Linked DNA regions of Mus musculus: region 2 is linked to region 1. Evidence: chromatin contacts called from ENCODE Hi-C or POLR2A ChIA-PET data. All regions are on one chromosome and are shown on one strand. Each heading gives the region's core, a stretch centred on a gene start or an enhancer-like site at or near the end of the contact. The rest is flanking DNA. Distances are from core to core; before and after follow the strand shown.

Region 1 (3,758 bases), core at 654-3,153:
ACAAACTAAAGGTAAGACAAGTAATTTGAGTGTTTAGTGTTTGCGATTACAGACTTCATCCCATGCAGGGCAGCAAAACTAAGAGAGAAATAGTCAAAGCAGCAGAGAAGCCTCCATTTAGACACGAAGGGCACACAGGACCTGCCCAACCCCTTTCAGGCAGGCTGGCGACCTACCGCCCCTCCCCCATAGCTAAATGCCAACTGTTTCTAGAACTCTCAGTGATAATTTGGGAAGTTTGCCATTAACTCCCACGATTCAATCCAACTGATACACAGTGTTTTTGTGCAGATAAAGATGCCCTACTTCCCCAGACTATAAACTTATTAAAGTGGCGAGAACATACAGTCCCAGGAAGTCAGGATTACTGAAGTGCTCCAATAAGCATGGGTCTTATTTAACAAAACTGAACGTGAATCACACAGGGAAACCCAAAACTCATTTACTACCTTCAATGGGCCACCAAGATACTGCAAAGCACTTTAGCTAAGTTAAATCAGTAAGACATGGCCTTGTATTGTTTTACACTGATGGGGGGCTTTCAATCTCAAGATTCAAACTAGAAATAACACATCATTTCATCCACCGTACTTTATTAACATGTTTAGACCAGCATAAGGTTCTTATATGGAAAAACAAGAAAGCCAACAGTAAACTTCCCTAATTAACTGTAAATGGCATATAACCCTTCACCCTGGGGCCGATAAAGTCCAACCAAGGTTTTAAGAAAACTCCAGACTGTTAAAGAAATGTAATGTTTAGCTATGTTCCAACTCTTCTGTGTGATCACCAAATTATTTTCAGTGTTGGGTAACCTAACAAAGAGAGCGTTTCTTAAAAGCCACCCAACCCAAATGTTACACAGAACAGACCATTTTCACAACCTAAATTTAATCCAAATTGAGAACTTCCAAAATTACCGAACACTCTAACACATGCATGATTCGCCTCGAGCTGCCTTTCAACGTGGAATTACACTTAAATGAAAGTCAGCCCCTGTTCCAAAAAAAAAAAAAAAAAAAAAAAAAAGACATCGGTTGCAAAGAGGAAGTCACCCAGCAAACACTCACAACGTGGCTCTATACTGTCAGAAGATAATGTGACTTGTGTGCCACCCCGAAACTTACCAGGAAGCTGGCAATAAGTTTGCCAACTGTATACACTTCTGACCCAACTTTACCGAGGCTGTGGCCAGGGCCTCCTCGTGGGGAGGCCACAGGCACAAGGTGCCCACACTCGCGTCCTGAGTGAGCGAGGCCCGGCCGCGCCCCTCCCCCGCCCGCGCCCCAACAGCCGCCCGCGGTCCCCGCCGCCGCCCGGGGTCTCCGCGCGCCACAGCCCGAGGGGTGCGCGACCGGGCGACTGCAGCCCGCGCGCCCGAGCGCGGACCAGCACCCATCCTGAGCCCTGGCCGCTCCCCCGCTATGTGAGCACAGGGCGGCTGCGGCCCCGCATCCAGCCTGCGCCCCCAAGCCCGCTCGCCTGGGCCCAGTGCCTCCCGCAGCCACCCCGACCCGGGGGGGCAGCACGTGAGCGCAGCCGCCCCTCCCCCGCGCCCAGGCCAAGTTCGCGGCGCCCGCAGCCCCGGGCCCGCGCTCACCTGCTTGGCGACGCTGTCCCCTCCAGGACGCGCGGCGCTCCCCTCCTGGCCGCCGTCGGCACCCCGAGGCGCCCTGGGGTGCGGGCGCTGACAGCCGGGCAGCGGGTCCGGCGGGGGAGGGGCGCGGGGGCAGGGCGCAGCACCGAGGCAGGAGGGGAGCTGTTACTAAGGGAGAGAGCCAAGCGCGCGAGCGGCCAACGGCTCCGGCTCGGCACCGGGGAGCGCGGGGACCAGCCAGGCACAAATGAGCTCCGGGCCCGCGGCGGCGACGGCCGCGCAGCAAAACAAACCCGAGCGGCCTGCGCCCGGCGCGCGGGGAGGGAGGAGGGAACAGGGAGCGAGGAGGGGGAGGGGTAGAGGGGGAGGGGGTGGAGGGGGAGGGGAGGAGGACCCGAGGAGGGGGAGGGGAGACGAGGGGAGCGGAGGGGTGGGGCGCGCCCGGAGGGGGAGGGGAGGAAGTGAGGAGGACCCGGGAGGGGGAGGGGAGCGGAGCCGGGTGGTGGAAGAGAAGGAGAGCTGGGCGGGGGAGGGGAGCCTGGAGGAGGAGTGGGGAAACGGGTTGTGGAGGGGGAAGGGAGCCCCGAGAAGGAGAGGCGAGGGGGAAGGGAGCCTGAGCCTGGGAGGGGGAGGGGAACCTCGACGGGGAGGGGGACCTGGGAGGGGGAACTTAGAGGGAGGAGCGCCGGAGTGGGGGAGGGGCGCGGCGGAGGGGCGGGGCCGCGGTGGAGGCAGCGCGGCGGTGGCGGTGGGGGTGGCGGCCGACGAGCCGTTCCACACTCGGCTTCCTCACTCGCTCCGCTCTCCCTCCACCCAGCCTCCCTCGCTCGCTCGCGGCGCTGGGGGCTGGGCTCGCCGCGCATTCGTTCCAGAGCCCGCAGCCGGGGCTGTCCCGCTGCCTGGGTGGCGCTTGAGTCCCTTCGCCCGCAGCAATCCCGCGAGCCGCGGCCGCTCCGATCCCCGGAGGCGGCCGGCAGCTGCGGGAGCTCGGCGCGGGCTCCACATGGACTCCGCGTTCAAAGTGCCGCACACTTGGATGCGCGTAAACACGCCCGCTCCGGAGCGTACCTGGAAAGGTGCTTCGCCTGCCGTGAGCGAGTTCTAGGATGGGACCCGGAGCACCGCGCGTGGGGAGACGCGCAGCGCGCACGGCGAGAGGGGTTTGGTGAAAACGCAAAGCTGAAATTGAAGTTGTGCGCCCAAATGTGCGACTTGTCTGCGGGTCTTTTGGGAAGGTTTGATGGATCAGTTCTCATTGCGCGAAAATAAAGCCATAGACAGAATGAATGTTCACTAAGTGTGCACCGCGGTGTGATATCCACGGGAGTTTATATTATCTACTTTCTGCATGCGTCTGGCACGTGAAGGCGGTTTCTGAAGTACAGTTTGGCTGCCCAATAATGTCAAAATGTGGCTGCCGGAGCGCCGAGGATTTTTAAAATACTGCGGTGACCTTCCTGAGCCTTTCAGAAACCTGGGCTGTAAGAGGCACCCTTCCTTTTAATTCTAGCATATATCTTGAAACTCTGCTTTTTTGTTACTATCTTTAAAAATACTTTGCAACCTTCTTTGGTGAAAGGTTCTAGTTTCAAGTTGTCAAAACATTTGGAAACGTGTATTCCTGTCAAGCAGTGGTCTTCCTTTAGTGCTTCAAAGATAAATTTTCAAACAAAGTATCATTTGAAGTAACTTTCACAGCTATAGACTGTGCAGCCTAACAAACTCCGAGACTAGATTAGATTTGGTTCAGCCAAGGTCAATGACTCTCCCCTGTTGGCCCCTCCCTGGAGGCGGTTACCTATTTTGACAGGCGTAGCTGGAAGGTGGAAAGGCACCAAAGAAAGTCTATGGAGTTGCAAACGCCCTTTCTACCAGAAAAGTTCAAAGCTTGAGCCTGGGTGTCCCCGGAGCTATTGTCACTTGTGAAAGAGGGAATGTTAGATTAAACAATGTCACCTGATGGGAATGTAGATTATACTGGGTTTCCAAAACACTTCTGTCCAGTTAAGGGAAACAGCACTGAGGAAGCCAAAGACGAGGCCTGCCTCCGTCCTTCAGCTGCCCAGAGCATTTAGTATCTTACCATTGTGTAAGAGCTGTCCACTTACGGTATGCTGTTTGCTCAACATAAACCTCACACTGCAATGCAGGTTCTTTGTCC
Region 2 (3,730 bases), core at 1,134-3,633, 600 kb after region 1:
TGATGCCCTGTATTCTCTGTCATGATGGAGTATATCCCTTCAGAACTATGAAACAAAATAAACCCTGTCTCCCTTCAGTTGTTCCCTGCAGGGCATTTTATTACAGCAACAAAACAGCAACTAAGTGGCTGTGTTTTACAGCTGTCTCCCAGTATGCTAAATGTTCCACCCAGAAAATGATAGTTGTGATATCTAGTCATCAAGAGATATGAACACAAGTCTGATACCATTTCTAAAGACCTATGTAAAGGACAGGGTTGTGAGACTGGGTTAAACATAGTAAGAGTGACTTCATTCGGTGCCATTACCACAGCTACATGAACCATTGCAATATCTGTTTTGCAGAAAAAGAAAAAATACAAAGGGCTCAACTTCTAGATCCATGGCCCCACCTAGAAATTTATAGTAAGGAAAATATGGTGAGGGTCAGAGAATAGAAGATTACTAAAAAATAACATTAAGGGGAAGAACACTGGAACTAAACCTACCTAAAAGCAATCTTACTGAGGGCAGTCCCAGCAATTAGATGCTTTTTCAGGAATGCTGAGGGCATCAATCTGATCAGGTATCAGTGATACTCAGATAATAAAGGTGATCTGATATAAGAGACCAGAGAGTTGATGGGCTCTTGTTAACTAAATTTAAAAGCAATTTTACTAAAACTGAATTTTATGAGGAAATACTACCAATAAGTATAGCGGATAATTTAAGAACATAATGAGAAACATATTAAACATAGGCTGGAGCTATGGATCAGTTGATAGAGTGGTGGACTAGCATGCAAAAGGCCCTGCAATTCATAAACTAATTTTGTAGATGGATACCTGTAGTCCCAGACCTGAGATATGGATGCAGAATGATTAGAAGTTCAGGGTAAGTATGGATTATATAGTAGTGAGTTTGAGGCTAATCTAGGGTACATGAGACCCTGCCTCAAAACAAAATAAATCAAACAATGCAACCTCTAGTTAAAGTGTTTAACTGAAGCATCTTTTTGTCATCATTTGGAAGGTACCAACCTCCTGATGTGAGAGAGTCTAGAAAGGCCTGTTGAGGGGATATTGGTATCTTGGTAGTATACCACTTGGTAGTATTTCACTGGAAACTACTAGAGTCTCAGAGTGTGAAATGACAGAATTTAATTAAGAGTGCCTAAGATAATACGAAAGCTACTTTTTCTCTGACTATAAAGGAGTGGACAGGTTGGACATGCAGAGAAGAAGGTATTGCAATGATCCTCCAAAGTGAAAGACAGCAAATTATTCTGACTTAACTACAAATGTACTTCATGGAGCAAGACAAGCGATTAGATACAGGGTTCCAGGGGAAGAGAGAATCAGGAAGGGGAGAGACTTCAGGGAAGAGCTTAGAGTTCAACCTTGAGTCTGAGTGTTGCAGCTGTGTAGCCTACTAGGACAACTTTGGCTTCCAGTACCTACTAAGAGCTGCCACTGCCAAATGAATGTAAGGGACAGTATCTGAAAGAATTTTTTTTAATTTTGATTGTTTTAATTGGTTAGGGTCTGAAGTATACCTGTCTGACCTCAAACTTCCTATGTAACCTTGAACTTCTGCTCCTCCTGCCTTTACTGCCTGAGTTCTGAGACTACTGACTTTGGCCACCACACTGTGTGTGGTGCTGTGGACAGAATCCAGGGATTTGTGTATGCTAATCAAGTATTCTACCAACTAATCCCCAACCCAGCCCTTAAGGCTATCCTTTGTCTTTGAAACAATTGTTCCTTTAATAAGTTTACACAACCCTTAAATTACCCTTAGCCATTTCTTCTTCTCTTCCTCTTTGTTTCTTTTTAATTTTTTCTTTCCTCTATTTTTTAAAGACAGTTAACAGTTAGCTGTCATCATGTGAGGGCAGGCCAACTCCTAAATTGAGATTAGCCCGTTCATTTAGTGCAGGGACTGAGCTTTTAAATAAAATATTAGGTAATGGATGTACCAGGAACAAACTAAAAAAGATGCCAGCTTTTCTTACTGATTTCAGTTTTATCCTCTAGTGTCTCCCACTGAAAGAAAGTCATGAGGCCACATGACCCAGCACTGTGGGGCCAGAACTGGGCTTTGCTCTTCAGGGCTCCAAATTGTTCCCTTAAGTAAACTGAATTACACCACAAGCCGGTCTCATCACTGAAGGCTGCACAAGAGCTTCTTGTACCTTTTTAAAAGGCAGAAAGTGCCACATAGCCTTTCAAAGTGCTAACAGCCTGCTTCCTACAGCCATCTGCATTGGCAGACCCTGAGAAGCAGAGCAGGGCAGACCCAGATGGAGCAGAGCAGACCCGGGGGTGGGGGACAGTGTGTGGGAACTGGTGAAGGCAAATTCTGTCCACGTGGGAGCCAAGCCCAGTCCAAAGAGATTTCTATCACATGTTTTCTTTCCTTTGCCTGTGTTGACACATTTCTTTCTGAAAGCAGCCAGAGATTTTAATGGGTGTTTTCATAGAGTGAGTTCCTGACCCCTCCCGGTTCAACACTAGGGAGCTTTAAACAGGATGGAAAATGAACACAAACAGGAATATGTTGGGAAGATACAGTAGGGAAGAATTCTGTGGCTCCCTGTGCCAGTACAAATGCCTGCTTAATTAGAAAAATCAATCTTGGCTGTCCAGGTGACAGATAGGAATCCTCTTTTGGAGGTGAGAAAGTCCAGTCATGGTGAGATAATTTTTTCCCATTACTAAAGGCAGCCTAATGTATGTCTCTAAGCAGTTTGGCTTAGAAGAACTTGTTAAAAACCACCACATTCCTCCTCCCGTTAATTGAATCTTGGTGAAGCGGGGGAGGGAGAACGGGGCAGCTTGCATTAAAAAAAAAAAAAAAAAAAAAAAACCTCTTTAAAGATACCCAAGTTCTGAGAGATGATTTCATAACTGTTATCAAAGGAATGGCAGTGTTTTGATAAGGACCAGAATGGAAACTGTCTGTCCATGCTTATAAAACACTAACTTGAGAGGTTTTGCCTTGCTAGAGAAAATGATTGAAGATGTTGAGTCATCTGCTCTCTGTGACAGACTAGAGGTCTAGGATTCTCTCTGGATGGATAAGGAAACAGCAGCCCACAGGGCTGGTGCACTGGCAACCAAATCCGAATGAGTGTGCTTGCTTGGATGTCCTTTCTCAGGTGCCTTCTGCTTTTTGCTTGAGATGGGAGCACTCATTTGTCTAGTAATTTCCAAGTAGGCAAAACTAATTGTTCAGTGAGCTGGGTATCTACCTTCCACTATATCTCCTTTCACCATTCACTGCTGAAGTAAAAAATGTACACTCTACACCCATTTTATATGGTTTTCTTATATGGGTTCTGGGGATCTGCTTTGCCAGTTGATTCTGGGATTTCAGAGTTTAGCCTGATCACAGCTGCATGTATAGTGACTCCAAGAGCCAGAGAGTAAAGTTGTCTCTCCCCCAGGTCTCTCTGTATGTCCCAGACACCTCGTGGATTCTTTAAAGGAGGCTATGATGGCACCTGAGCTGGCTGTTTTCTTTCCTACTACAGTGTGGGTTTCTGTGACAGCCTTGGATCTCTTTGAGTAGTTGGTTTAAGCTCCATCCAAGACACAAGGTTCACAGCACGTGGCAGTGGAGCCATACTTTCCTGCTTCTGGACTGATTTGCCTCCAGTCTGAAATGTAAAACACCTGTTTTAGCTGTGGCTCCACTTCTGTTTTCTTGGTTTTATTTATTTATTTCTTGGGCTTCCATAATCCTGCCT

The links. Hi-C counts contacts between places; a loop is a spot of excess contacts on that map. ChIA-PET counts read pairs that join two places held with the same protein, here RNA polymerase II (POLR2A).
Region 2: a map of left cerebral cortex shows a loop between it and region 1 (3-fold over the local background). The contact joins the enhancer-like site here to the promoter of Tbl1xr1 in region 1. A Hi-C loop is called at or near these places in 9 of 37 maps with a recorded cell type or tissue (gastrocnemius, heart and left cerebral cortex). POLR2A ChIA-PET finds 5 or more read pairs at or near these places in 1 of 5 experiments (Patski).

The regions. Positions count from the first base shown.
Region 1 is chr3:22,074,797-22,078,554 of GRCm38, reverse strand. It overlaps Tbl1xr1 (transducin (beta)-like 1X-linked receptor 1), which reads right to left and starts at 1,903. Exons shown (of 16, transcript NM_030732.3): 1 at 1,601-1,903.
Region 2 is chr3:21,477,949-21,481,678 of GRCm38, reverse strand. The region is part of intron 1 of Gm31610 (a long non-coding RNA gene); the gene reads left to right. Among named protein-coding and RNA genes, the nearest start is that of Gm31610, 9.8 kb to the left of the region's middle. Within about 2 kb of position 2,383, at least 1 of the 3 ENCODE cell types and tissues checked has a DNase peak (open chromatin) inside an H3K27ac peak, as active enhancers do; it is heart, where a contact is called at or near this core.